Regions from separate parts of the Homo sapiens genome. Here regions 1, 3 and 4 are each linked to region 2. Evidence: chromatin contacts called from ENCODE Hi-C or POLR2A ChIA-PET data. All regions are on one chromosome and are shown on one strand. Each heading gives the region's core, a stretch centred on a gene start or an enhancer-like site at or near the end of the contact. The rest is flanking DNA. Distances are from core to core; before and after follow the strand shown.

Region 1 (7,456 bases), core at 4,842-7,341, 650 kb after region 2:
AATTCCAGCTACTCGGGAGGCTGAGGCAGGAGAATTGCTTGAACCCAGGAGGTAGAGGTTGTGATGAGCCAAGATCGTGCCATTGCACTCCAGCCTAGGCAACAAAAGCAAAACTCCATTTCAAAACAAACAAACAATAAATAGGCCGGGCGCAGTGGCTCACGCCTGGGTAATCCCAGCACTTTGGTAGGCCGAGGCAGGCGGGTCACCTGAGGTCAGAAGTTTGAGACCAACCTGACCAACATGGTGAAACCCTGTCTCTACTAAAAATACAAAAATTAGCTGGGCATGGTGGCAGACACCTGTAATCCCAGCTACTCAGGAGGCTAAGGCAGGAGAATCACTTGAACCCGAGAGGCGGAGGTTGCAGTGAGCCAAGATCGTGCCACTGCACTCCAGCCTAGGTGACAGAAGGAGACTCCATCTCAAAAATAATAAAATAAAATAAAATAATAAAATAAAATAAAATGAGATACATCAGAACTGGAAAGGTTTCAGAAAAGAACAATTTATATGAATTCAGGGTAGAAAAAATAGACTTCTGTGAGGAAAGGCTAAATGATTTGGGATCTCAGCCTAGAAAATGATAGGCCCGCAGGTGGCTTCATAAGTGTTTGAAAGGGAGTTGTTAGTTCGAGCTGCCAGGTGTGGAGTTGGTCAATTAGGACAACGAAGCAAGCTGAAAGTAACACAAAAGCTTCTTTTCATTCACTAAAACCTACAAGCAAGGGGCAAAAACAGGCCCCAGCTCCCCAGCGTTCCATTTTACAGAGCAGCACGGGACAAGGGTCAGACAGGAACAGTCTCATCGTCAAGGAGTTTCAGAATAAAAAGAATAAAAGCTCCTGCCTTTTTACAGACCTGACCTGAAGTGGGCTGTAGGGAGGCAGGGGAGAAGGGCTGAAATGAGAAGTACTGAGTCAAAGCGGAGAAAGGATAGAATGAGAGGTACTGCGTCAAAGCGGAGAAAGGATGGAATGAGAGGTATTGAGTCGAAGCGGAGAAAGGATCTCAGTCATTGCTCCCAGTAAGGAGGTCTTGGTAAAGGCTGTTGGAAACTGCCTCAGCCCAGGTCTCCAAATGGAGGTGCCCAGCTAGGAATGCAGGTGAGCTTAGGAACAGGGCAGTCTGGGGGCCTGGAGTCCTTGACTGCAACTCTCTCCGGAAACCTGCAATGCACAGGCGATGCACCAAGCTGGGGTGAGAGAGCAGCTTCCCTCCATGAGGACTGCCAGGCAAAAGTCTTGTGACTGCCAATGGTGAAGCCTGAAAGGTCACCCTTAGGATTTTGGCCTGGAGCCCGTATTTTTATTTTATTTATTCCTTTTTCAAGAGGGAGTCTCGCTCTGTCGCCCAGGCTGGAGTGCAGTGGCGCTATCTTGGCTCAGTGCAACCTCCACCTCCCAGTTCAAGCGATTCTCCTGCCTTAGCCTCCTGAGTAGCTGGGACTACAGGCGCTCGCCACCACACCTGGCTAGTTTTTGTATTTTTGATAGAGACGGGGTTTCACTATGTTGGCCAGGCTGGTCTTGAACTCCTGACCTCAGGTGATCCACCCGCCTCGGCCTCTCAAAATGCTGGGATTACAGGCGTGAGCCACCGTGCCCAGACAGTATTTTTATTTTATTTTTTTATTTTTGAGACGGAGTCTCATTCTGTCACCCAGGCTGGAGTGCAGTGGTGCGATCTCCGCTCACTGCAACCTCCGCCTCGTGGGTTCAAGCGATTCTACTGCCTCAGTCTTCCAAGTAGCTGGGATTACAGGTGTGTGCCACCACGCCTGGTTAATTTTTGTATTTTTAGTAGAGACAGAGTTTCATCATGTTGGCCAGGCTGCTCTTGAACTCCTGACCTAAAGTGATCCACCAGCCTCGGCCTCCCAAAGTGCTGGGATTACAGGCATGAGCCACTGTGCCCGGCCTGCAGCTTGTATTTTTACCAGCTAGAGTCTATCTGCGTCCAAAGCCCATATCCTTTCCAGGTAAAACCATTTTCTTTTCTTTTCTTTTTTTTTTTTTTTTGAGTGAGTTTCACTCTTGTTGCCCAAGCTGGAGTGCAGTGGCACCATCCTGGCTCACTGCAACCTCCACCTCCCGGGTTCAAGCGATTCTCCTGCCTCAGCCTCCTGAGAAGCTGGAATTACAGGCATGTGCCACCACGCCCGGCTAGTTTTTATATTTTTAGTAGAAATGGGGTTTCACCATGTTGGCCAGGCAGGTCTTATAAACTCTTGACCTCAGGTCATCCACCCACCTCGGCCTCCCAAAGTGCTGGGATTACAGGCGTGAGCCACCGCGCCCTGCTGGTAAACCATTTTCTTTACATCCTACTCCCAGGATCTGGCTCACGCTTCACCTTCTCTCACCTGGATCAGTCAGAGGCTCTCTGCCTCTAGGTTTCACATCTTTGACACACCCTACACAGACTCCGTTATTCTAGAACCCCAAGAATGACTTGTTCCTGCCTACCTAAAACCCTCTGATGGTGTCCTACCCCTAAGCCTGGTTGGCTAAAGGCCCTTCCTACTCTCCAGGTCTCTCCTTGTACTCTGCCCCTACCTCCGCAAGTATGCTATGCTCTGGCAGAACTGCCTGCCCCCGCCCCCAGCACACTGTGCTCCTTCACTCCAATCAGACTCTGCACACGCTGTCCCTTGGCCTGGGACGCCCTTCAAACTGCAGCTCAAAGCTCACCTCCCCCTGGAGTCTCCCTAGCTCTATGGGGCCAGGCACTTTGCACAGCCGTTATCACAGCCTTAATCACACTCCACTGTCATTGGCTGCAAGGTTCTGTCCAGAAGAGACATCATCTTTGCAACCTTGTTCACATAGGAGGTCTTGCTGAAGTGATGTTGTGAAATAAGCAAATGAAAAAAAAAAAAGAAAGAATGAATGACTATTCCATTCCAATTCCGGCTCCTTTCTGTTTCCCTGACATGTCCGTAGCCTGCCCAACCCCAAACACACACAATCTGAGAGCGAAACTATTGGAGCTGCAGCTTATCTGGGGCAGTAGCTGGGATCTGTCTGTCCTGGAGCTTCCCTCTCAGGAGGGTAGCCCACAAGCAGTGCCCACACCCTGAGAGTCCTTGCTGCTGAATATCTGGAAAAGGAGGATCCCTACTGGTCATGGACAGACAGCTGCACCGCAGTGACCATCAGCAATTAATTTTCCAAATCTGAATGGAAAATGTTTACCCTTCTCCCATGAAAATAACACCCTGGCCTCTTTTCTGATTAAAAACTTTATTTTCAGAAGCAGAACTGTTTTTAACACAAAGTTCAAGGAAGCAGTCTGTCCAAAAAGCCCAAATTCCACCTTTCTAAGTGGCTGCCTCTAGACTAACTCCCTTTCAAAGGCTCTAGAACTTTCAAGCAGGGTCTAGAAACTAAGCATCCTGGATTCCTACCCCCGAAGCCCCATCTTTAGAGCTCTCTTCCTGGGGTTTGGACGACTGCCACTCCAAGCTCAGACTTGGTGTCCCAACTTCTCTCCCTTCTACACCTTTACGACAGTTCTATTTCCACAGGAAAGAGACAGCCCGATCTGCCTTCTGAAGAGGCCGTTTCCATGGGAAACAAGAGAGGAAGGGGCTCTGGCAAGCAGTGAAGGCGCCTTCATAGGCAGCAAAGCCGCTCCACCTCCTCCTCACAGTCGTAGAATTTTTCGAATAGCTCAGGAGAAGTGCTGTTGCATTCAAACCACCTCCTCAAGGTGCCCAGGGCCCGGAGGGCATCAGCTTTGGTGGGCAGGGGCTCAAAGGCACCCTCTCTGTCCCCCTTCTCGTCTTCAGTGCCTATCTCCTCCTTACATACTCCAGACCTTGGCTCCTCACCCTCCAGGTCCACAAAGCGGGAAAACTCCTCCAGGCTCAGCCCGCCGGGGACTGGTGGCATCTCAGAGGTTTTGTGCGAGGACGGGGGCGTTTTGCCGGGAGCCAGCCCTTCTTGAATGAAGCTGCTGAAAATGAGCTGAGGAGGCACCTTGGCCCAGGCGGCAGACGCCACGTGCAGGGCGTCCAGCACGGTGATGCCTGCCCCGGCCTCGGCCAGCGAGGTGCCATCCCTCTCGCTTTGGATGGCAGCCAGTTTGCCCAACAGCCGGTGTCGGTAATGGGCCTTAAAGGCCCGGACCACTGAGCTGGGCAGGGGAGGCGTGGTGCTAGAGGCGGCCAGAGGCAAGAGCTTCACGTGGTAGAGCCCAGGCAGGCCTGCCAGCTCCTCCACCACTCGGGCAGCCAGCAGCAAAGCCACCTGTCGGCCCTGCTGTCCCATGTCCCGGTCAAACTGTGCCAACCACTCTAACCAGGGGATGCCCAGGTCCGGGTGGTAGGAGGCAGGCAGAGCCTCACTGCGGATCCCAAAGAAGCATCTCGGGGCAGCCTGGAGCCCACCCAGCAGTACCCGCCGCTTCTCGGTGCCCCTGCTGTTGGCACACAGCAGCACCTGTACTTGATCACATGCACCAAAGCTGCCGGGCACTGCCCGATACAGCAAGGGCAATTCAGCACAGCCAAACACGTCCTCTGGAGAGAAGTCTTTTAGGGAAAGAGGCAGCTGAGCCTGGGATGTGAGCCCCGGGGGAGGTGGCTCAGGGGGGAATGAAGGCGCAAGAACATGGCGGGCCCCAAAGCCGACGTTGTTTCGGCGTTTCCAGCGGACCAGCCAGCCGATGCTGGGCACGAAGTCCTGGCCCATGATATCGGCCAGCTCCTTGGCTTTGTGGAGCAGCATGGGCCCCGTCACGTCCCAGGCCTTGGCCCGGGCAATGTGGTACCAGCAGAGCAGAGCCTCGTCGATCCCGCTGTACTTGGACTCCCGCTTGCGCTTGCGCTCTCGGTTGGCTGTGCCGCTGCACCAGTCCGCCAGCAGCTTCTCCTTATTCTTGCAGATGCGCGAGATCTGGGGCTGGGAAACCTGGAAGCGCCGGGCCACCTCCGACTGGGACATCTTGGACTCATCCAGGAGTTCCAGCACCTGGATCTTCTCGGCCAGGGACAGGGCGTGAAGCTTCTTCTTGCTGCTCAGCTCCATGGCCTCTCCGGGGCACCTGTGCGGGGAGGAAAGATTGAGCGGGTAGAGTAATCTGAGGCCGGAAGAGCTAGGAAAGGAGCGCAGGAGGGAAAAGAGATTAGATGAGGACTTGCGCAGGCACCGGGTGAGACTGGACCCGCTGAAAGAGGAAGTGGCTAGGCCGAGTGGAAGCCGGCTGGCCCCGTCCCCAGGATGCCAGGGCAGAGCTGGGGAGGGGGCGTCTCTCCACTCAGAAGGACAGGGGAGTCTGGGCTGGGGTCTGGCCTCACTCGGGAAGAAGGATGAAAAGTGCAGGGGACAGCTGCAGAGATAACAAAGGCATACGGACGGGGGAGGGCCTGGGACTGGGGCCGAGGGGGCAGGTGTGGGGCTACGGGGCTGCGGGGGAGGAGCCCCCGGGAGGGAGTGGGAGGCGGCTTGGGCTGGATTCAGATGACGCCGCTGGGGGGTGGGAGGTGGGTGGATGCACACAGAGTTGAGGTGACAGGTGTACAGACGACAAAGGGGACAGAGGGTGTCTGAAGGAGCGAGGCTAATTTGGTGCCGGGTCCTGAGAGGGAGGCTAGGCGACGGTCAGTCCTGAGGGGAGCGAGAGGGCAGGGCCGAGGGCGCAGGTGCACGAGCGACAAAGGGCGGGAGGCCTGAGGAGGCTGCGGGCAGCGGAGGGGCGGGGTGTCCCCGCGGGGAGGGTGGTGGCCTGGGAGGGTCCCAGGGCGCGGGAACGAACGCCCGGACCCAGGCAGGCCGGCAGCCGGACTCCGTGCCCTGGCCGGTCACTCCCCCTCGACCCGGAGTATGTCGGCGGGGCGGCCCCAGGCGCCCGCCCGCCCGGCCTCCCGCTCCGCACCCACCTCAGGCGCTGGTCCCGCGGCTCCAGCCCCTGCCCCCAGCCCGGCTCCCGAGCCCCTGTCCGGGCGGCGACAGCAGAACAGGGGAGGGATGGGCGCCACGACCCCGAGGGCAGAGCGGACCGAGGGCCTGCGCGGACGGCGGGCGGGCGGGCGCGCGCACAGCAGAGTCCCGTGCGCGCCGCCCGCGCCGGGCTCTCTCCCGGCTGCGAAGTCCGCGGTGCGGCCCCTCTGCACCCACCCGCCGCAGCCCCGCCCCGGCCCAAGCAGATTGGTCCTCAGTGGCGCCCCGTCCCTCCCCCGGCTAAGTTTCATTGGACGTTGCGGAAGTGGCGGTTCGTCGAGCCCCTCTGGGGGCGGGGCTTCTAGCGCGGAGGGGCGGGAGGCGGAGCCAGGAACCAGCAGGACTCCCCTGGGCGCCTCCAGCAGCCGCCGACCCCGAGGGCCCGACGAGCCCTGTAGGTGGTGTGGTGACCGCCGAGCTGACTTGGCGTCCCAAAGCCTCCCTGGCCGTGACCCTAGACCGCATCGGCTTCTTCGTCTACCAAGCAGGGCTAACAGCCCTCACGGAATTGTTTTGGGAAAACGATGAAAGGAGAAAATGGATGCAAGCTTTAAGCCACACAAAAGCTGGTTACCATGGACAGCGCTGGCTCGAGTCTGTCGGCCACGGAAACACTGCATGCTTGGGCCAGTAATGATTTAGGACGAGTATTTTATTAGATTTGGTACTTTACAAGATTCAAGTTCTTAAACTCAAGATCTGGCATCGTTCCCTTCCCTGCTAACCTTCAGTCCCGAATTAAACGCAGACGTCTTGACCCGCAGCCCAGCTGCTCTCCAGCCTCGCTGCTCCCTCCGCTCACAGCTCCGCATCCTCTGCCTTCCTCACAGGCTTCCGTCCGCACCCCCGTCCTACCGGCTGACACTGTCCAACTCTCCAAGACCCATCTCAAATCCTACCTCCCGCAAACCCTTCCTAAATTTCCTCACCTAGGCCTGCTACAGCGTTCTTATTTTCCACATTTCTTTTCTGGCTCTCGGACTACTCAGCTGCCAAAGCGCATCCATTGCTGTACTCCCTCTCTGCCTGGCCTACTTCAGTGGAAAAGCATGAGGACGGGCTGCGCTCTGCTCCTCACACAATCCCCAGCCCAGAGCACCCTGCTTATTTATTGAACATAACAGTGCAGGCCGGCCTAGGCTTCCCATAGGCAAGGATGACTTTCAGAATGTTCTAGAAAAAAGGATACTTCAGGGGGCCCATAACTGCTTGATTCAAATCTTTCCTTTAAAAACATAAAAACAACAGTTGGACTTCTAAAACACACACTGAAGACATACGCGCTGCCACGTAAGCTCTCCACATGTTCACTTTGCCTTCAGGGAAACTGTGTGCACATCAACGTGCCCTGGGAAAGGCTGCAGGGCTGCACTGCGGGCAGTTCAGATCCTAGAGCACTTGCTCTGGCCTGGGAGCGCTGCAGGCAACTGAAGCCACACAGACCCTGCTCCTGCAAGAACTTTTGTGTGTGTCCCATGGTGATGTCATTAGTTTGCTTATTAATTATATTT
Region 2 (7,531 bases), core at 4,698-7,197:
CACCAAGGGCACCCACTCCACCTGCCTCTGCTTTGTGCTGATGCAAAGGACTTTTTTTGCAGTACAACCTAGCAATTTCTGAGCACTTTTCACCCACTGATTCTCACAAGCACCCTGAGGGAGTACACATTATCCTCACTTTGCAGATGAAGAAGTTAATCAGAGAGGTCGGGACACTTGTCTAAGGTCACACAGCTAGAAGTGGTATCTTGGTAAGAAAAGGTGGGGAGGATTAACAATGGTAAGAACTCTTGCTGTGTGCCAGGCCTTGCGCCAGGGATTCAATATATGTTCTTTCATTCCCATAGCAGCTCTGCACAGACAATGACTATTATCTCTTCCTACAAGGAGGAAATGGGAGATCAAAGGGGAAAGGTTAGTGGTGGGTCCCGGTGCATGAGTCCTGGGCTGCTCCACAGGGGTTTGAGGTCTGCTGTGCATGGTGTAGGGGTTGTTTCTTGCAGATGGGGTGTCCCTGAGCAGACTTTCCCAGGGCCTGACTCCATCCCGTCTGGACCACTCTGGCTTCCAGGAGGTTTGCGCCAAGCGTGAGCTTGAGGTCGGTCAAATGTACTGGCCACAGGGCAGAGCCTCCAGTTTTGCAGTGGCCCAGACATCCCACCCCAGGTTGTCCACAGCACCCCTCTCTTGCCCCTGGCCTGATGGGTGGAGATGACCAGGGCAGGTTCTTGACATCTCCTTCCCTCTGGGATCAGGCTCTCCAAGGCTTCGATGCTTCCCCCAGAACCCTCTTCCTTGAACCTTCAGTTGGGCAGAGGATATTGCCCTCCCCCCAGGGCTCTGTAGCCCCATATCCTGGAAAGGAGATCTTTCAGCAAGGAAACCTGTAATCCAACAGGGATTAAAGCTCCCCTCTGGGGAGGAGCGCTCCTAAGCGCTGCTGATTCACTGGTTGAATCTTCACAACCCTGTTATCAGCTGGCAGAGGAGGCTGTAGCTCAGGGGAGTGAAGCAACTTGCTCCAGATCGCATGGGGAGCAAAGCCCCAGAATCGGGCCTGGCTGGCTCTTCAAGGCTGCCACCAGTCAAGGTTGGGAGTGACAGGAAAGAGCCCTGGTCCCCACAGGGAGGGGCCAGCCTGGAAAGGGATCAACAGTCACAAGCACCTGCTGGGAGCCTTCCATGCTCAGCAGGCTGCCGGGGGCAGGGCTTGTGGTGGTCCAGGTAGCCTCCCCCTACTTCCTTTCTGGGGGCAGCAGGAGCCCTTCAGCACCCCAGAGTGCATGGGCTGGGTTCACACGAAGTTCTAGGCTGGCTCTGAGCACTCATGACTAGACCAGCTGAGGGGGTCAAGCTCTGGCTGGGTGTGATGGGGGGATGGGGTCAGTATTTGCTGATTTCTGGGCCCACCTATGTCCCAGGCTAGTGGGTGGCCAGGCATGTCCTCTTGGACACCACGGGCTGACACTGAGACAACCTGACTCATACCCCTCACCAGCCAGGTCTGCTTTCTGCGCCAGCATTCCAAGCCGTGGTCCCTTTGTCCTGCTGGCTGAGTCGGGCTGGATCTGAGAGGCCACACTGTCACAAGGTACATTCTAGATGCCCTTTGTCTACTGCTGTCCCAGGACAGAGCCAAGAACTTGTGTGGGATGCAATATGGAGTCCTGATAAAGGGTTTGTGGCCTGCCACCTGGTATATGCACTGCCTGTGCCCCAAGGGAGAGGTGAGAAGGCAGGTTCCAGTCCCTTCTATGGCAAAGCCTGTGGGTGAGCCGGGAAAGGCAGACAACAAGGAAATAAAGCAGACAGCATGAGCCGCAGGCTTCCAGCAGGGTCCCAGTGCCACCAGGCGAGGCCAAACCAGGAGGCCAGCGTGGGCAGGAGCCCAGGGAAGGGCTTCATGGAGGAGGAGTCTCCATGACCTCACAGAGCACCAGCAACAAGCTGGCAGCATCAGGACTGAGGTGTGGTGAGGCCGGAGCCCTGCAAAGCCCCCACCTAAGCACACAAGGCCTGCGACAGCATCATAGCATGAGGGTCAAGGCTGAGGGGACTTAGCCGGGAAGACATCAGAAACAGTCTGAAACTCAAGAGAGAGCCCTCGTGACCACCTCAGCCGGGACTCAGACCAGCAGCCTCCCAGGAAGCGGCTTGAAGCACAAGCTGGGCCCTGCTGCAGTCACCTGGTGTCCCTTTCAAGCTGGGCCACTCGCACTTTCCAGTCCCAGCCTTGCACAGAACTCTCATCCCTACAAATAACAATTTAGTTTCTGACCTTTCACTCAATCGTTCCAGCCTCAGGTCTTTATTTTTGGTTTTCCTGTTATCTTTCTATTGTTGAGATGTAGCGAATACACTGAAAAGGGCGCAGAACATACACTTTTGGTCAATGCCTGTACCACCACCCCATAGGTCAGAAACACAGGTCAGGGTAGGCCAAGCCTACCCTTAAGCCCTTCCACACCCTCCCCCAAAGATAATCCCTGTAGACTTTTTCCTTTACTATTTACCATAATCATTTCCTTTGTTTTCCTTCTAGTTTTACCATCTATGTAGGAATTCCTAAGAATTTGTTTGTCTTCATTTGCTATTGAGATTCGTGTTGTACACAACTATCATTTGTTCATTTTTACCTCCGTCCAGTGTCCGGTGGCATGAGTGCCTATTTATCTACTCTAGTATTGACAGCCGCTAGCGTTGCTCCCAACAATGCAGCTGCAAACTCATCTAGGTCCTGCTGCAGGTGTTCGGGACTTTCTTCAAGGCACAGTCCTGAGAGTGGAACTGCTTGGTCACAGGGCGTGTCAGTTTTACTAAATAACACCCAACTGTCTTCCCAAATTGTTTAGACCAATTTATACTCCCACCAGCTAGGTATCAGTTCCTGTTGCTTCATTATCTCATCAATACTTGGTATTGTCCAACTTAAAAGTGTTTGCCAGTCAGGTGGGTGTTAATGGCATGTGATGTCTTATTACTAGCAATATGGAGCACCTTTCCTGTGCTTATTTACTGGGAGGGAACCCTCTTCTGTGGCCGTCTTAGATCTTTTACCCATTTTTCTGTTGTTTTTTTTTTTTTTTGAGACAAAGTTTCATTCTGGTCACCCTGGCTGGAGTGCAATGGCCGTGATCTCGGCTCACTGCAACCTCTGCCTCCCAAGTTCGATTCTCCTGCCTTAGTCTCCTGAGTAGCTGGGATTATAGGCGTGCACCACCACACCCGGCTAATTTTTGTATTTTTGGTAGAGATGGGGTCTCACCATGTTGGCCAGGCTGGTCTTGAACTCCTGACCTCAGGTGATCCACCCACCTCGGCCTCTGAAAGTGCTGGGATTACAAACGTGAGCCATTGCGCCCAGCCAGTCCGCTTTTTTCTTGATTGCAATTCTGTATGTGCTATGGAAATAGTCCTTTGTTGTTTATACTGCTGCAAATATCCTTTCCCTACAACCACCTCATTTTCCAAGTGGAGAAACTGAGGCTCAGAGAGGCTAAGCCACATGACCAAGGAACACATGGCCGGGTCCCTGGGTTTCCAAGCTAGTTTGAGTTCCAGTCTGGCTACTTCCCAGGAGCAAGTCCATGGGCAAATTAGCCTCTCTGAGCCTCAAATTTCCTCACCTGTAAAGGAGAAAATATTTATTACTGTGAAAGAAAAAAATGTTTGCAAAGATTTTAGCTTCAAGCCTGGTTCATACTAAGTGTTCAAGAAATAATAGGGCTGGCCGGGTATGGTGGCTCACACCTATAGTCACAGCGCTTTGGGAGGCTTAAGGATCGCTTAAGGCCAGCATGGGCAACAGAGCAGGGCCCTGTCCCTATTAAGTTAAAAAGTAAACAAAAAGAACAGGACTAAAATGTACTGAGGTGTACTCCCCTCACATCCTTCCAGCTGTGATGCCTGTGCTCCTTCTCCTCCCTAAGAGATCATGGAAGATGGCAAGCACCCTGCCCACCCTTACAGAGGCCGGGAGAGCAGATGATGACTGGCAGGTGAACTCTCACCCACATCCGGCCCACCCTGTCTGGTACCTCTGACTCCCACTGACTTTTCCACCAGGTGCTGCCTAGCCCAGCTGTTGACTTAACTGACATCTGGAGCACAGTCCATCTGGCTCCCAGGAAAAGATCCACCCACACCCTCTCCCACATCACTCGGGGATTGAGACAAAAGTCACCTGCCTGAGGCCTACATGGCTAGGGTGGCTGCCCTCTGGGAGTGGAAGGGAAGCTGCCAGTTTCGGTCTCTACTGATAAGGAGTGAGGGAAACATGGTCAGTCCCTGAAGGAGAGGCAACTCCCAGCCCACTTGCTTTTCAGTGCACAAAGCCCAGTCATGAAAGCCACTGACTTTATTGATCTAAAAAACTTTACAAGGACAGTGACTGTTCTGCCAAAAAAGGAGCCAAATGGTATCAAACGGATTGAAAGTGAGGGTGGGGGTGAGGGATGGGGCCGGGAATCCATTCAGGAAAGCTGGTAACTGTCACCAGGGAACTGGCAAGGGAAAAAGGACGGGGGAGGCATGCAAGAGCGAGAATCCAAAAAAAAGTTGAAATGGTTAGGGGAGAAAACTCCCAAAAGACCCCGGAGTACGTCGGAGGTGAGTACGACAATAGCAATCTTTTCCTTCGTAGAGGACAGGGGAGGAGTCCCTACTCGGCTGCAAACTCTGGATGAGGGCTGGGGATTGAGAGCTTCCCAGAGAGCATCACAAGAAGGCGTCGCACCACTCTCGAAGGCATCCGAAGCAGTCCCGGGACTGCTTGGCGTTGGCGCCACAAGTGTCTTTCAGCCATTCCCGGAAGAGGTCTTCATCTTTCTTTAGCACCAGAAACTGGCCAAGGACAACATAGGCCTGCAAAACAGGGAAAAGGAAGGAGCGTGCTGCTCAGTGCTCAGTGAGAGATAAGAGCAAGACAGCCATTCCTGTGCCATTCAGAGCACACAAGCCCAGGAAGCAGCGCGGGTTTTGCCCCCCTCTCCTCTCCACCAGGTGCCCAGGCTCTGGCAGCCTCTTCAGATTATACCTTACTGTCCATCCCCCAGCAGATGGAATCACTTCCCTTCCACCCCCCGCTTGCACTAGGTACACGCAGCCACCCCACACCTTGTCAAAACCCCTTTCCTCCAGCTTCTTGCCCAGGACTTCACCAATCCCAGCCAGGCTCCCCACTGGCTTCTCCCCCATGGGCTCTGCCACGAAGTCTCGGTGCTTTTGGGAGGTTGTCATCTTGATCAGGCTTAATCTAGGAATCCCAAAAAAAAGGCAGATTAGGGCTGAAGACCTGGAACTTCTAAGGGCCCACGAGCAATCTCATAGTAAGAGGAAGCCAAGCCAGGGGTTACAGTGGCTTGCTCGATCCCCCTCATCCTGAAAGGAGAAAACAGTTCCAGGGAGACTCTTCCCTACTATTTTTAAGAGGAGTTTCTTCCTGCAGGACCTGGATTTTGATCTTGCCCCAGAGGAAAAACGATCCTGCCTAACAGGTGGCGCAAGCGGGGCAGTGGAAAGATGCCCAGAGTCCGTAGCCAGGGCTGCGCGGAAGCTATCACTCCCTCTGTGACCTTGGCTGAACCAAGACGACACTGCCTGCCTGGAACGGCCACTTGGCGTGGAAAGCTAACCAAAGGGTCTCTCTACCTACAGGGCGAAGCGCACACCTAGCGCTGCGCACACCCGCTCCCCGCCCGCGGGGTTCACGCCGCGCCCCAGCTCCGCCCCCACCGCGCGCCGCTGCGGCCCGCCCCTTCCCGCGGCCCGGCTCCCACGCGCTGCACCCCGCCCCCTCCCCGCAGCGCGGCCAAGCTCTCCCCCAGGGCCCGCCACAGCGCCTGCGACCCCTCTCCTCCCCTTCTCCCCGCAACCCCTCTGGCCTCCAATCAGGGCCCTGCTCCGCGGCTGGCGCTCACCCGCAACTTCAGTTCCCGTAACGGTTCCTCCCGCCACCCGGCCGCTCCTGCGGATACCTCAAGCCACTAGAACTTTCTTCCACTTCCGCTTCCGGGTCGCTTCAAGAGCCGCCTTTAAAAAAGAAACATTCCACGTTGGGCACTTCTAGCCAGTTAGAGCTATAGAGTTGAGGCGCCCCGGACCTCGACGGCGTCCTTAGTAGGCGCTCCTTTCCGGTCCTTCGCGGGAAGCCCTGCCTTCTAAGGTCTCGCTTCTCGCGCAGTTCTGAGGGAGATAGGCCTCCAGGGAGAGGACTTCCTTTCTCTGCTGCCCGGACCCGGAACTCAAGGACTTAGGCTTGACGGACCTGGCGTGGGGAAGAGTTAGAAGACGGACAAGGGAGGGGACGGGAGGCCTCCGAGACAGCGCCGGAAGTACGGTTTTCGGAGGGATCAGACTCAGACTCACGTCGCACTCCTCGCAGTTGGACTGGTGGGAACTGGGAACACTGGAGACCTGATTTCTAACTGACGCTACCGTCGCGGCCGCCGGCAAGTTCCTTTACTGTGTTTTCTTGGTTCAGCCTTGAAGTGAGTCGTGGACGATCCTCTCTCAGCGTCCAGCCTAGACGGCGGTGTTGCTCCGGCAGCGTTCCTGGGAGCCGAGGGCCAGAGACTAAGTGTGGGTGTTTCTCTGAGGGTCTTTTCTCCGGGATAGACAGGGAGGAGGAAGGAGGACAGCAACTAGAGACGACAGTGTTTCTTTCGGAAACCATCAGTCTTAAGGGTACTGGCCTTCGTCTTCTAAGTACGCAAGTCAGAAATATGCAAATGTCGCAGACAAGCCTGCTCACCTCAACCTTTAATTAACTAGTTCCTGGCTTGAACCATCACGGTGGCCACCTAGTTTGTCTCCGGCTGTAGTGTGTTGCCAGACTGAACTTCTCTGTTGTGTGACTATGCTAGACTTGGGGTGTACAAGCGTGTTGAGAAAGATACGGTTTATTTCAAACTCCTTCCAGAGAGGTTGCCAGGATGACTTCTCTGGAGCATGCGTATAGTTTTATATTACACTAGTACTTAAGATTATAGGAGTTACTTTTTTTTTTTTTTTTTTTTTGAGACGGAGTCTTGCTCTGTCGCCCAGGCTGGAGTGCAGTGGCGCGATCTCGGCTCACTGCAAGCTCCGCCTCCCGGGTTCACGCCATTCTCCTGCCTCAGCCTCCCGGGTAGCTGGGACTACAGGCGCTCGTCATCACGCCCGGCTAATTTTTTGTATTTTTGTAGAGAGAGGGTTTCACCGTATTAGCCAGGATGGTCTCGATCTCCTGACATCGTGATCCGCCCACCTCGGCCTCCCAAAGTGCTGGGATTACAGGCGTGAGCCACCGCGCCCGGCCGGAGTTACTTTTACATGACATGCATTGTATTGTCCCATTCTGTTGTAGCAGGACGAGTCGCAGACAGAACTCCTCAGACACCAGATTAAAGAAGGAAGAGGTTTTTTTATTCGGCCGGGAGCGTCGGCAGACTCGTGTCTTAAGAGCCGAGCTCCCCGAAAAAGAAATTCCTAGCCCTTTTAAGGGCTTACAACTCTAAGGGGTCTACGTGAAAAAGTCATAATAGATCAAGTAAGCGTGAGAAACGTGACTGGGGGCTACATACATCAGCTA
Region 3 (6,717 bases), core at 4,218-6,717, 670 kb after region 2:
GTTTAACAAGGACTTTGGTAATGGAGGTTAACAAACTCGATCTTATATTCAATCAATCTTGTTTTTTTTTTTTTTTAAGAGACAAGGTCTCACTATGTTGCCCAAGCTGGACACAAACTCCTGGCTCAAGTGATCCTCCTGCCTTAGCCTCCCAAGTATCTGGGAATAGAGGCATGTGTCACAGTACCTGGCGTCAATCAATCTTAAACCAAGGGCAGAATTGATTTATTTCTCATAGTATCCCTAATACTCATGACGATGTCTGAGATACAGTCAGACTTGACTTGAGAGTAAAAAGACCTGGCTTGCCTGCAAGTCACACGAACATGGACACTTAGTCAGCCCAGGTGGACCTTGGTTACTCTTCTATAGATTGAGGAGGTTGGACCAAATGAGCTTTGACATATCAGGATTTTACAAGAAACAGCCTGGGGATGAGACAGCAAACAGATTAAGTCTCTGTGGTTTCTGTCCGTAACTCGGGCTACACCAACAAACCCTGCTCTAGAATGTGACAGGGTCCTTCAGTGAGCAGCCACAATAGACCACTGCATAACTTAGCATGTGCCCAGCAAGTAAAAAAGACACATACGACACACAGAGACGGCAATGCCACAAATATAGCCTGGCGTGATTCAATGAGCTGTAATGACTGTAATCTGAGGTAGGCACGAATCTCACGTTGGAGAGCAGAATGGAGAAGGCAGCCTTGCCTCTGTGGGCTCGCCTTTAGGAGGCAGCCACGTCTTCACCACACAGAATAAAATTGGATAAACAAGGTTGAGTGCGGCAGCTCCTTTGTTTCTGCTGATGGGAATTGATACGGACACTGGAAGTCAAATGGAAGGCAGGGCCAGGCTGGCGAGTGCTGCAAAGTCAGAGCAAGGAGGCTGGAAACAGTTTTGCGGGGAATGAATGAGAGATGTTCTGTCAGGGCTCTTGTGAGCTACATAAGGCAGGCAAACAGTCTTGGGGGTAAAAGGGCTGGGAAGGAAACACTGAAGTGTGGGGGGAGAATCTCATGAAGAGAGAACAAGACAGCATGACAGTGAGCTCTTAAGAACTTAAGGGAGGCCGGGCACAGTAGCTCATGCTTATAATCCCAGCACTTTGGGAGGCCAAGGCTGGTGGATCTCTTGAGACCAAGAGTTAGAGACCAGCTTGGGCAACATAGTGAGATCCCATCTCTACAAAACGTTAAAAAATAAAAATAAAAAAGGCCTGGCGCAGTGGCTCACGCCTGTAATCCCAGCACTTTGGGAGACTGAGGTGGACGGATCACCTGAGGTCAGGAGTTCGAGACCAGCCTCAACATGGAGAAACCCTGTCTCTACTAAAAATACAAAATTAGCCGGGCGTGGTGGTACATGACCATAATCCCAGCTACGGGGGAGGCTGAGGCAGAAGAATTGCTTGAACCTGGGAGGCGGAGGTTGCGGTGAGCCGAGATTGCGCCATTGCACTCCAGCCTGGGCAACAAGAGCGAAACTCTGTCTCAAAAAAAATAAAATTAAAAAAAACAAAACAAACAAACAAAAAAACCATCAGCTAGGCTTAGTGATGCATGCCTGTGGTTCCACGTAGCCCCTGGGGCGGATGAGGTAGGGGAATCATTTGAGCCTAGGAAGTTGAGGGTGCAGTAAACCAAGGTTATACCACTGCACTTCAGCCTGGGGGACAGAGGGAGGCTCTGTCTCTTAAAACAAAAAAAAGCAATAACAAAAACTTAAGGCTCCGATACCAAGAAATGTCAAGTTAACATTAACATTGTTCTCTCTCTCTCTCTCTCTCTCTCTCTCTCTCTCTCTCTCTCTATATATATATATATATATATATATATATATTTTTTTTTTTTTTTTTTTTTTTGAGATAGAGTCTTGCTTTGCCGCCCAGGTTAGAATGCAGTGGTGCAATCTCGGCTCACTGCAGCTTCTGCCTACTGCAGCTTCTGCCTCCCGGGTTCCAACGATTCTCTTGCCTCAGGCTCCCGAGTGGCATGCGCCACCACGCCCAGCTAATTTTTGTATTCTTAGTAGAGACAGGGTTTCACCATGTTGGCCAAGCTGGTCTCGAACTCCTGACCTCATGATCCGCCCACCTCGGCCTTCCAAAGTTCTGGGATTACAGGTGTAAGCCACCGCGCCCTGCCTCTAGATTTTGCCTAGAAAGTTTCAAAACCAATCAGCAGCTACAGCTATACTATTATTTTACTTTCCTAGTAAGAACGCTTAAAGACTTTCTCTCTTTTTTTGAGACGGAGTCTCGCTCTGTCGCCTGGGCTGGAGTGCAGTGGTGTGATCTCTCCTGGGTTCAAGCGATTCTTCTGCCTCAGCCTCCTGAGTAGCTGGGACTACAGGTGCACGCCACCATGCCCAGCTAATTTTTGTATTTTTACTAGAGACGGGTTTCACCACCTTGGCCAGGCTGGTCTCAAACTCCTGACCTTGTGATCCGCCCGCCTCAGCCTCCCAAAGTGCTGGGATTACAGGCATGAGCCACCGTGCCCGGCTTCTTTTTTTTTTTTTTTTTTTTTGAGATGGAGTCTTGCTGTTGCCAGGCTGGAGTGCAGTGGTGCGATCTTGGCTCACTGCAACCTCTGCCTCCTGGATTCAAGTGATTCCCTTCCCTCAGCGTCCTGAGTAGCTGGGATTACAGACACACGCCACCATGCCCAGCTAATTTTTGTATTTTTGGTAGAGTGGGGTTTCGCCATGTTGGCCAGGATGGTCTCAATCTCCTGACCTTGTGATCTGCCCGCCTCGGACTCCCAAAGTGCTGGGATTACAGGCATGAGCCACCGCGCCCAACAGCCTCTTTCTTTTTTTTAAGAAAGAGTCTTAAAAGTGTCACTCAGGCTGGAGGGCAGTGGTGTGATATCAGCTCACTTCAACCTCTGCCGCCTGGGTTCAGGCGATTCTTGTGCCTCAGCCTCTCAAGTAGCTGGGACTACAGGTGTGCGCCACCACACCTAACTAATTTTTATAGTTTTAGTAGAGATGAGGTTTCACCATGTTGGCCAGGCTGGTCTCAAACTCCTGACCTCAAGCAATCTGCCTGCCTCAACCTCCCAAAGTGTTGGGATTATAGGCGTAAGCCACTGCACCCAGCCAAGACTTTCATTTCTGACATCACATTCGGAAGGGATAGAAATTTACAAATAAGAAAATTCTTTTCCCAGGACAAGATGCAAGTCATACAAGATGAGGGGCCGGGCGTGGTGGCTCACGCCTATAATCCCAGCACTTTGGGAGGCCGAGGCGGGTGAACTCCTGAGGTCAGGAGTTCAAGACCAGCCTGGCCAACATGGTGAAACCCCATCTCTACTAAAAACACAAAAATTAGCCAGGTGTGGTGGTGGGCACCTGTAATCTCAGCTACCCGGGAGGCTGAAGCAGGAGAATTGCTGGAACCCGGGAGGCGGAGGTTGCAGTGAGCCAAGATCGTGCCACTGCATTCCAGCCCGGGCCGACAACAGTGAGACTCTGTCTAAAAAAATAAAAAAAAAGAAAAGATGAGCTAGTGGTCCTGACCTCAATGTACTCAATGTATAACATCAGCTGTCAGAAGACTAGGCACACTATAATCAAGAGAAGTGCCATATCTCCAAATGAACTGGAAGAATAGAAGCCCCTTCTTAAAGGGATAATTCTGTGGGAGTACGTATTAATTGTGATCTGAGGCCCTGTGCAGCTAGAAATGAGGAGGAGAGAGTTGGTTTCTCATTACTGGCATTCAGGAATTAGTGGCTGGTGATGCTCACAATCTCTACAGTTTTTCAAAGAGAAACAAGATGTCACGCTCTGTTTAAATGGGCAACCCCTCACTTATGACACAACTTGAAAGCACTGGCAACCCTATTTCTCTGAGGAAAATCTTCCAACACGAAGAACCTCACTACGTTTAACTCCCAAAACCTAGGCAAGTCTGATACTCCCCCAGTACAATGAGAATCTTCCTTTTTATTTTTGGAGAAACCTGTGTAAAACATCCCCTTACAATGGGATGAGGGAAGTCAACAAAGACGCAGGGAAACAAAGAAAGAACATCTGAGTCAGGAAGGATAACTGGATAAATGGTAGATCAACAGTGTCATTTCTAAATTGAGAAAAATGTCAGCCTGAAGAAAGAGCTGGGGAAACTGGAGTGGGCAGATCAGAGAGAAAGACAATAGCGTTGGGAGGAGGGGTGGCTGAAAGAGACAGCAGGATAGAGCAGAAAGCAACTTAAAAAAAAAAAAAACAAACCACAAGAGGAGGAAAGGCACTTAGCTTAATGGAAGTGGGAAAGCATTCTCAAAGAAAAGGCTTCAGGCAGGAGGGAGAAGCAACTTACTCTTTAAAAAGGCTCTTAGGAAGAGTGGGGCTCAGGCCACGACAAAGACAGATGAGAAGCTGTGAGTCCCTTAGAAGAGTTACCGAACCTTTACCTCGTCATCCAGTCAAAATGCAAAAACCCTGACTGGACAGCTAGACACCACTCAATTTTCCCACCCTTGCACCAAGCCCAACATACCCATTAAAAGAAGCTCTATTCGCCCACCATGCATTAACCCAATCTAAAACTCATTCTGATTCTTCTGTAGGAATAAATCAAGTCCCAAAGCATCTTTAACTCACAGGAAGCAGTTCATAGGCCAGCGTCCATGGCCCCAACAGCTATTAACTTTAACTTTGCTTGAAATCTGACCAGCACAATGGTATCGTATAATAGGAAGAATGCCCACCTAGATGCCCCTTTAGGCTAAGCTGTCCTGAACGGCTTCGGTCCAGTTGCAGGTTTTTGATGGCTGCTACTGGACGGGGCCAAGGCCCACTCCCCTGAAGTTCCTTCCCTTCTGGATCCGCTCCTCGATAAATTCTTCCCAAGAATATTTGTAGTCTTAGGTACCTGCCACCCAAGATCCTCCCAAACATCACGGGGCTGCCTGGAACTGAAACAGCCAGCCCCGCAGTGCACTCCGCAGGGGCCGCCGAGCCTGTTGCTGCAGCGAACGGGACGGGACGGGGCGGGGTGGGCGGCGGGCCAGCCGTAGGGCCGCCCGGGCCTCGGCCCCGCTCCTCCGGACTGAGGCGTCTCGGGAGAGGACCGGGACGGTGAGTCTCGCGTGCAGGCAGGGCGCCATGCTCTGGAAACCGTCAGCCCCGAGGAACGCTGAGGCCACACAGCCCCGCAGGGATGCCGCCCGTCGGGGCTCCAGTGTGCCCCCACCAGGGCCTCCACAAGTTTCCAAAGAAGCGCAACGTCTTCTCCGGAGTCTCCTGTTGCCCTCCCCACCAGGAGTCGCAACATGGCTTTCCCGGGGATGTCCCTCTCTCCGCCTAGTCCCTTCCCCCACCGCCCCCTACTCCCAGGCCCTTTACAAAACCTGCCGCCCTAGGAGAGAAAGAAACGACCACTCACAGCTTCACTACATTCTCCACCACAGCCGCCATCTTCCCTGTTCCTCTGCCTCGGGCCGAGAAGCCCCACAGTCCGCAGCGCGCAGGCGCCGGGACCGCACCGGGGTACCAGGTTCCTTGCCCTCTGCGCAGGCGCCGTCCGGGCGCGCGCACTAGAGCGAGCACTGAAGAAAGAGCTTTACGCCTGTTCGCGGGGGCCGGGTAGGAAATGCGTGGACCCCACGGGAGCCCGACGCGCAGGCGCAACCGGAGATTGGCATGCATCCCGGAGCTCCGGTTCGAGGCTTGCCTCTAATATTTAGAGGAGCAGGAGCCGGGGCCGGGCGCGGTGGCTCACGCCTGTAATCCCAGCACTTTGGGAGGCCGAGGCGGGCGGATCACGAGGTCAGGACATGGAGACCATCCTGGCTAACACGGTGAAACCCCGTCTCTACTAAAAATACAAAAAATTAGCCGGGTGTGGTGGCGAGCGCCTGTAGTCCCAGCTACTCGGGAGGCTGAGGCAGGAGAATGGCGTGAACCCGGGAGGCGGAGTTTGCAGTGAGCCGAGATCGCGCCACTGCACTCCAGCCTGGGCGACAGAGCGAGACTCCTTCTCAATAAATAAATAAATAAATAAAGGAAAAAAAGAAAAAGAAAAAAGATTAGCTGGGCATGGTGGTGCATGCCTGTAATCCCAGCTACTAGGGAGGCTGAGGTGGGAGGATCACTTGAGCCCAGGAGTTTGAGGCTCCAGTGAGCCACTGGAGCCACATCACTGCACTCCAGCCTGGGCAACAGAGCGAGGCTCCATCTCAAGAAAAAAAAAAAAAAAAAGGAAAAAAAATATATATACATATATATATACACATATATATATACACATATATACATATATATATATACACATATATATACATATGTATATATATACATATGTATATATATATATATATATATAAATATAATCACTAAAGCTGAAAATACACATACCCTATGACCCAGCAAAGTCCACTCCTGGATATACACACAAGAAAGCTGTACAAGAAGCTGAGTGCAATGCCTCATGCCTGTAATCCCAGCTACTTGAGAGGGTGAGGTGGGAGAATCACTTGAGCCCAGGGGTTCAAGACCAGCCTGGGCAACATAGCAAGATCCTGTCTCTTAAAAAAAAAAAACAAAAAAAAACAGGCCAGGAGCATTGGTTCACGCTTGTAATACCAGCACTTTGGGAGGCCACGGTGGGCGGATCACGAGGTCAGGAGATCGAGACCGTCCTGGCTAACATGGTGAAACCCCATCTCTACTAAAAATACAAAAACAAAATTAGCCGGGCATG
Region 4 (6,799 bases), core at 2,890-5,389, 620 kb after region 2:
GCCAGACGTCGCTGTGCTCTCACCTCGCAGGGTCGCAGAGCCCGCCACCTGAGAGGCAAGGCTCCTGCCTGGAATCCTGCCCCGCCGCCAAGCCCGCCACCGCCCGCACTCGGGCTCCCGCTAAGGACGCAGCTGACCGGGAAGCGACGCGGAAGCCACGGCGGGAGGAAGCGCGGCGCCCGAGGCCCCGCCCCCTTCGACCCGGGGGAGCCAATGGGAGCCCAGGGCCGCCCCGCGCGGCCCGCGCATGCCCGGACGCCAGCCTCGCGTGTCTCATCACGCCCGTGGGGTGGCCGCGTCACGTACCAGCCCCGCCACCACCAGAGTGACCCAGAGCGAGTTTCCCTTCACAAAGGCCCCGACTGTTGGCCTGTAAGAGGGTTTGGCGAAGATTCGAGAATCAGGCTAGGGGCGTTGGCCTGCCCACGCTGGGTCTTCGGGCTAGTTCCCTGCCTGTGAAATGGACACTTCCTGGCACGTGCCAGGGATCCATGCGGCGCTGGCAGCGGCCTGTACCGTGGCGCTCTCGGCAGTGGTCAGGAGAATGAGTCCTGGCCCAGACTCATCCTGGACAAGTCCCTTCTCCTCTGGGCCTCAGTTTTCCTCATCTGTAAAATGAGGTGGTTGAACTGAATGACCCCCAAGGACTATCCCTACTCTCTAAATGATTATTAATATATGTCTATGTCGGCCGGGCGCGGTGGCTCACGCCTGTAATCCCAGCACTTTGGGAGGCCGAGGCGGGCGGATCACGAGGTCAGGAGATCCAGACCATCCTGGCTAACACGATGAAACCCCGTCTCTACTAAAAATACAAAAAATTAGCCGGGCGAGGTGGCGGGCGCCTGTAGTCCCAGCTACGCGGGAAGGCTGAGGCAGGAGAATGGTGTGAACCCCAGGGGGCGGAGCCTGCAGTGAGCCGAGATCACACCACTGCACTCTAGCCTGGGCGACGGCGAGACTCCGTCTGAAAAAAAAAAAAAATTTATATATATATGTCTAAATCAGAAAACCAGGACAGACACTCTGTTTTTCCAGGGAGCAGTGACATGAGCCCTTACTATCTTACACAACAGCCTGGGAGACCTTGAGGTTTTCCCAGGCTGGGAGGAGACTTGGGGCCCCAAAGAGGCAGGTGTGAAACCACCTACCCTCAGGGCCATGTCACTGACATGTCCTGGTAATGCAACATGTGTGCATCTGAGATGTGGAACTCAGGGAGAAAAATAAGTCCATGGGGCACCTTCTGGGGCCAGAGGAACCAGAAGTTGTCCCAAGTGACAGCAGTGGGCTTGGTGATCAGGAACAGAGGGCAGTGGGTTCACTTTGCCCTGGTTCCCTGGGATTGGAAAGCAGCTCTAGCTCCTGACCCAGTCCAGCCTTCTTTGGTATGTGAACCAGCTCTGCCTGCCCTCCTATGATCCACACTGCCCCACAGCTGAGCCCATGACATCACATTTGCCTTGCCAATGTGACTTAAGGACTTGAGGAAGCTCAGATGTGGGCTGCAGGGAAGGGTGTCCAGTGGGGGCAGGCATCTCCTTCCTGGTTCTCAGCTCTGGGACCCTCAGACCAGGACACACTGTATCTCCATGGCCTCTTGACCCAGCTGGAGTGAAGCAGGAGCAGAAGAGTTCAGTGTTGTTTTGAATGCTTACTGGATGCGGGGCTTGTGCTAGGTCAGGGGATGGAGACTGAGGGGAGACGTGGCCCTGCCCTCAGAAAGTGTCTGTTGTGGTTTAATTGGTGAGTTAAGGAAGAGGGGAAAGAGAAAGAAGCCCAGGAGAACAGCACATTTAAAACCACAGCACTTTGGGAGGCCGAGGCAGGAGGATCGCCTGAGGCCAGGAGTTCAAGACCAGCCTGGGGAACATAGTGAGACGCCATCTGTAAAAAACCCAAAAATTAGCCAGGTGTGGTGGCACACATCTGTGGTCCTAGCCATTCAGGAGCCTGAGGTGGGAGGATCGCTGGAGCCCAGGAGTGTGAGCTCACAGTGAGCTCTGATAGCGCCATCCTGCCACTGTATTCCAGCCTGGACAACAGTGAGACTCTGTCTCCAAAAAAATAAATAAAACCACAGAAGATGACAGCATTGCCTTAAGAACTATGAAATGCTACAGGCAGGAAAAGTCTCTGCTCACTTGCTGTGTGTGGGGCACTGGGCCAGGCCCTTTCCCCTGTTTCCTGTGTCATTCTCATGCGTCCTGAGAGTGGAAATAAGTATTAGCAGTTGCCATTTACGTGCCAGCCACTTTTTAAAGTGCTTTAATCCTTAGAACTCACTAAGAGGTGAGTATCACATCTCTGTTTTATGTCAAAGACTGACACCTGGGAGTGTCTGCGGTGGTGGTGGGGAGGCTAGAACCCGGGTCTAGTCAAGGAGGGGCACTGGGAGAGAGTCCGGGAGGCTGATGGTGGGGAAGGAAAGGCATTCCAGGTAGTGGGAACTGCACGAGCATGGTTAGGACCCCAGGAAAGACCCCCGCTGTGTGAGAGCATAGCAGGTGGGTGGCACCATGGGGGAGGCCTTGAACCCCAGGATGACAGATATGGGGCAGGCGTGTTAGACAGTAAGAACATTTTGGAGGTTGTGAGCTAGAGATTCACAAGATGACGCCATGCTTAGGTGGGCTTCCCTTCAGCAAGGCTGTAGGGAAGTGGGAATGAGGGTCTTTCTCAAACTGGGGTGAGGCGGTGAGATTGGAAAAGAGAATGAGACCCATTCTGAAGTGAGGGAGGAGGCGGCCTCCAGCCTTTAGAGCTGAGAGGCTTAGACATCAATTAGCCCGACTGCTGTCCTACTTTGGCAAACAATAATAGACCCCAAGGCCCACAGAAGAGGTTGCTCAACATCACTGAGAGAGATAATGTAACCGCCCATTGGGTTCACCTTACCCTCTGCCTAGACAGAGCCAATTTGTCAAGACAGGGGAATTGCAATAAGGAGAGTTTAATTCATGCAGAGCTGGCTGTACGAGAGACAGGAGGGTTTTTTTTTTGTTTGTTTGTTTGTTTTTTTTTTTTGAGACGGAGTCTCGCTCTGTTGCCCAGGCTGGAGTATAGTGGCATGATCTTGGCTCACTGCAACAGCTGCCTCTCGGGTTCAAGCGATTCTCCTGCCTCAGCATCCCAAGTAGCTGGGACTACAGGCGCCCGTCATCACACCCGGCTAATTTTTGTATTTTTGGTAGAGATGGGGTTTCACTATGTTGGTCAGGCTGGTCTCGAACTCCTGACCTCAGGTGGTCCTTCCGCCTCGGCCTCCCAAAGTGCTGGGATTACAGGCGTGAGCCACTGCGCCTGGCCTGTATCAGTTATAGTTTTTGCAAAGGCAGTTTCAGGAATAAGAAGCAGAACCAGGACTGCAGCCCAAGCCACCACGAGAGGCCAGTCTTTGGGGATGGTCTTTTAGGATGATCTTTGGGGGTGGCCCAAGGAGCCCCAGGCAGCTCCAGAGGCAGGAGGTAGGAGGTCCTGTTTCCCGAATCTGTCCACCCGGGAGAAAGCAGCAGGGGTGGGTGGGTTCTGCCTTGGCCACAGTGAGAGGAGAAGGGAGAGAAGGACTGGGCCTTGGGCGTCCCCCATGGGAGACTAGGAGCTGCGGGGAGATCTGGAGGGGAGGGTGCAGGTGTCACTGGGCCTTGATGTTTCCCAGGGCCGTTTGGTGATGGGAAGAGGGAACTGGAGCCCCAGGCTGCCGCTGATGCTGCTGGCTGACATTTCCGTTCATTCAGTCACTCAGGATTTATTGAGAGCCCACCCTGTGCCACCCGCTGTGCACAGAACACCCAGAGATCCCTGTCCAGACAGACAAGTTCTTCCCATCGTATGTTGGCGTGATAACTGTGATGGAGAAAGAGAGGAAGAGCCAGCAGTGCCTCCGGCTGGGGAGGCGGGGCAGACCTCACCCAGGTGGTGACATTTGAGCCCCAGCTGGAGGGGTGCCAGGGCAAGAGTGCCCAGGAAGAGGGAAGAGCCAGTCCACAGGCCTGGAGACAGAAGGCTGACTGAAGAAGAGTCTGGAGGCTCGGGTGGCTGCAGCAGAGAAAGCAAGGGGGTGGGTGGCAGGACGTGAGGTCAGAGGAGAATGGGCGGCACCCTGTGGCTCACAGATCCTTGAAAGGGTTTTGGTTTTGACTGAGCAGAATGGTGCCATTGCAGATCAACACGCACTTTAAATAATCAAAACCCCTATCTTTCCCCTGGGAAGGAGGAAGCCGAGGAAGGCTGTGTTTCTGACTCACACGGGGGAGTCGGGGGAGTCGTAAACAACCCTGAAGAGAACAGCCAGGCCTGGTGAGTCACTCCTGGGAGTGGCTCCTCCCCACCCTGCCACGCAGCGGCAAATGCGGGCTGGGCCTACCCCCTGGTGGCCACGCTACCTCCGCACCCGGCCTCTCTCTGTGGCATGGGGGCGGCCATGCCCCTTGGTGGAGATGAATGGGAGTGGAGCTGGGCTGGCTGGGCAGGCAGGGGCTTGCCTCTTGCTGACTAAGGCAGCCCTGGAGGGGCCCGACCATGGGGCAGGAACCCAGTTGCCATCCTCAGAGCGAGGATCATTGGCCGGGCTCGGGGATCAGGGCCTCTGTGGTCCCGGCACGCCTGGCCCGTGAGACTGTACTCTGCACGACTCCTCCAGGTGGCCAGGGTCACCGGAACTGGCTCGCTCTCCTCTGCCAGTTGCCGGAGGTCTGGGCACCAGGCCAATTCTCACCTTCCCGCCAGGGTTAAACATTAGTGGGAGGTTATCAGCGTGGGCCAGGGGAGGGAGAGGGGGGAATTCAACTCTGTCTCCTCTGCTGGAGCCACCAGTTCCCGCAAGCCCAGACAATGCCGGTGGAGGAATTTGTGGCTGGCTGGATCTCTGGTGAGACATTTTTCTTCCTTCTGTCACATCACACCCAATGGTAGGTCACTTCCTCGGGAAGATGGGTGACATGGGAGGAGCAGAGACCAAAGTCTGAGTTCCGGCCTGGCGGGAGGATCACTTGAGCCCAGGAGTTTGAGACCAGTCTGGGCAACATAGGGAGGCCCCTGTCTCTACAAAAAAATCAAAATAATTAGCTGGGCATGGTGGCTCACACCTGTAGTCCCAGCTACTTAGGAGGATTGCTTGAGCTCAGGAGTTCAAGGCTGCAGTGAGCTATGACTGCACCACTGCACTCCAGCCTGGGTGACAGAATGAGACCCTGCCACAAAAAAAAAAAAAAAAAAAAAAAAAGAATCAGGGCATGGTGGCTCACACCTGTAATCCCAGCACTTTGCGAGGCTGAGGTAGGAGGATCACTTGGGGCCAGGAGTTTGAGACCAGCCTGGGCAACATAGGAAGACCCTGTCTTTATAAGAAATGAGAGGCTGGGCGCGGTGGCTCATGCCTGTAAGCCCAGCACTTTGGGAGGCTGAGGTAGGTGGATCATGAGGTCAAGATTTCGAGACCAGGCTGGCCAACATGGTGAAACCCCGTCTCTACTAAAAATACAAAAATTAGCCAGGCGCGGTGGCGCACGCCTGTGGTCCCAACTACTCCAGAGGCTGAGGTGGAAGGAGCCCTTAAGCTCAGGAGGTTGAAGCTGCAATGAGCCATGATCATGCCACTGCACTCCAGCCTGGACAACACCAGCAAGACCCTGTGTCAAAAAAAAAAAGTCTGGGTTCCGTGGAGCACCCCAGAGCCAGCTGTCCCCAGTCCTCTGGGGAGTGGCCGATGGGAAGAAGAGAGGAAGGCACAGGTGGGAGGGTGCTGCCTCTGCCTTCCAAGGCCACTCTGCCTGACACCTGCAGAGGGCGGGAGAGCCAGGTGAGCACCCTATACCTTGAGCCCTGCTCTCCAGGCCCACCCTGTTGGGCTTACAAAGGAAGTTCACCTTTGACCTCACCTGCTGTCCTGAGTCCCCTCTGGGCCTCTGCCCCACCTGGCTGTGGGCCGCAGTCCCGGGCCCTGAGGCCTGTTGTGCTGTGGTCCCAGCCCAGCTTCTGGGTGGCATTCCTCTTAGGAGAAAGAGAGGGACGTTCTGAACCTGCCTCCTGGGGGTGCGACCTCCCCCAAACTCCAGAACCAGCCTCTGCTGTGGAGGGCAGGGCTAGGCAGTGGGCAGGTGGAGGGGAGGGGAGAAGCTCCTCTGCAGGTGCCCAGGCATGACCCCCATCAGGGCCCTGCAGTTCTGCGTGGCCAGCTGGCAGCAGGGCCTGCTCTGGATCCCGGCGACGACATTATGAGTTGAAGAAAGAAGAGTAAAGCTCTCGGAGAGGTGGGAACCTGGGTGATTCTCCCAGAGTCCCGCGGCTCATAGGCGGTGGGATACCCGGGTATGGGCTCCAGCGAGGACACGTACGTCTTTGGCTGGCTCTTCCCTCTTGGGTGTGCATCCTCAGGTGGGGCCTGGGGTCTTAGTCCCTTGTCCCAGTGCCTTCCTGGCCCAGTGCCTGTGTGGAGGGGGTGGCAGGGGCAGCTGGAGTCTCTAGAGCTTGGCAGGAAGGTGGCTGCATGTGTCTGAGATGGCCCTGCTCTCCTTCCTCCTGCCTGAACCCCTCTTTCCTCTTGGCACAGACTTGCTTCCTGGGCCTGGCACGAGGGCCCTCACTCATAGCACCCTCTTGTCACCACAGGCGCTCTGGGCTTGGTCCTGGGACACCCGTTTGACACTGTAAAGGTGAGTTTAGGAGAGCTGCCAGAGGAATGAAAGATCTCACCTGACCCAAATGTCAGGGTGCCCTGAGATCAGGCCTGGCTAATCTTGCCTTTCCTGCCTCTCCTGCTGGTTGGCATCCCGCTTGAGGGGGCAGAGGGAAAGGTTGG

The links. A loop is a pair of places that touch in the nucleus more often than their neighbours do. ChIA-PET counts read pairs that join two places held with the same protein, here RNA polymerase II (POLR2A). Pooled maps may share reads with other maps.
Region 1: a pooled map shows a loop between it and region 2 (6-fold over the local background). The contact joins the promoter of TIGD3 here to the promoter of BANF1 in region 2. A Hi-C loop is called at or near these places in 4 of 50 pooled maps.
Region 3: a loop to region 2 is called in a map of CD8-positive, alpha-beta T cell, with 5 times the contacts of the local background. The contact joins the promoter of DPF2 here to the promoter of BANF1 in region 2. A Hi-C loop is called at or near these places in 1 of 168 maps with a recorded cell type or tissue (CD8-positive, alpha-beta T cell), 1 of 37 single-sample maps with no recorded cell type and 1 of 50 pooled maps.
Region 4: a pooled map shows a loop between it and region 2 (4-fold over the local background). The contact joins the promoter of SLC25A45 here to the promoter of BANF1 in region 2. A Hi-C loop is called at or near these places in 5 of 50 pooled maps. POLR2A ChIA-PET finds 5 or more read pairs at or near these places in 2 of 52 experiments (A673 and Panc1).

The regions. Positions count from the first base shown.
Region 1 is chr11:65,353,386-65,360,841 of GRCh38, reverse strand. It overlaps TIGD3 (tigger transposable element derived 3), which reads right to left and starts at 6,091. Exons shown (of 2, transcript NM_145719.3): 1 at 5,885-6,091; 2 at 3,229-5,049. The coding sequence starts at 5,033. The coding sequence ends at 3,618. DPF2 (double PHD fingers 2) reads right to left here. Exons shown (of 11, transcript NM_006268.5): 11 at 6,580-7,456. RefSeq lists silencers at 5,384-5,573, 5,634-5,803, 5,814-5,873, 5,894-6,213, 6,304-6,363.
Region 2 is chr11:66,000,919-66,008,449 of GRCh38, reverse strand. It overlaps BANF1 (barrier to autointegration nuclear assembly factor 1), which reads right to left and starts at 5,947. Exons shown (of 3, transcript NM_003860.4): 1 at 5,880-5,947; 2 at 5,077-5,215; 3 at 4,301-4,824. The coding sequence starts at 5,199. The coding sequence ends at 4,678. EIF1AD (eukaryotic translation initiation factor 1A domain containing) reads left to right here and starts at 6,293. Exons shown (of 6, transcript NM_001242481.2): 1 at 6,293-6,540. RefSeq lists enhancers at 1-140, 4,412-5,218, 6,226-6,595 and silencers at 798-1,092, 5,586-5,925.
Region 3 is chr11:65,332,602-65,339,318 of GRCh38, reverse strand. DPF2 (double PHD fingers 2) reads right to left here and starts at 5,467. Exons shown (of 11, transcript NM_006268.5): 1 at 5,401-5,467. The coding sequence starts at 5,432. RefSeq lists enhancers at 1,877-2,377, 5,166-5,215 and a silencer at 5,026-5,115.
Region 4 is chr11:65,379,986-65,386,784 of GRCh38, reverse strand. It overlaps SLC25A45 (solute carrier family 25 member 45), which reads left to right and starts at 4,139. Exons shown (of 7, transcript NM_182556.4): 1 at 4,139-4,299; 2 at 4,816-4,870; 3 at 6,610-6,653. The coding sequence starts at 4,834. It overlaps FRMD8 (FERM domain containing 8), which reads right to left and starts at 148. Exons shown (of 11, transcript NM_031904.5): 1 at 24-148. RefSeq lists silencers at 1-341, 2,713-3,007 and enhancers at 2,919-3,445, 3,774-3,973, 3,984-4,293, 4,193-4,487, 3,974-4,501 and 5 more.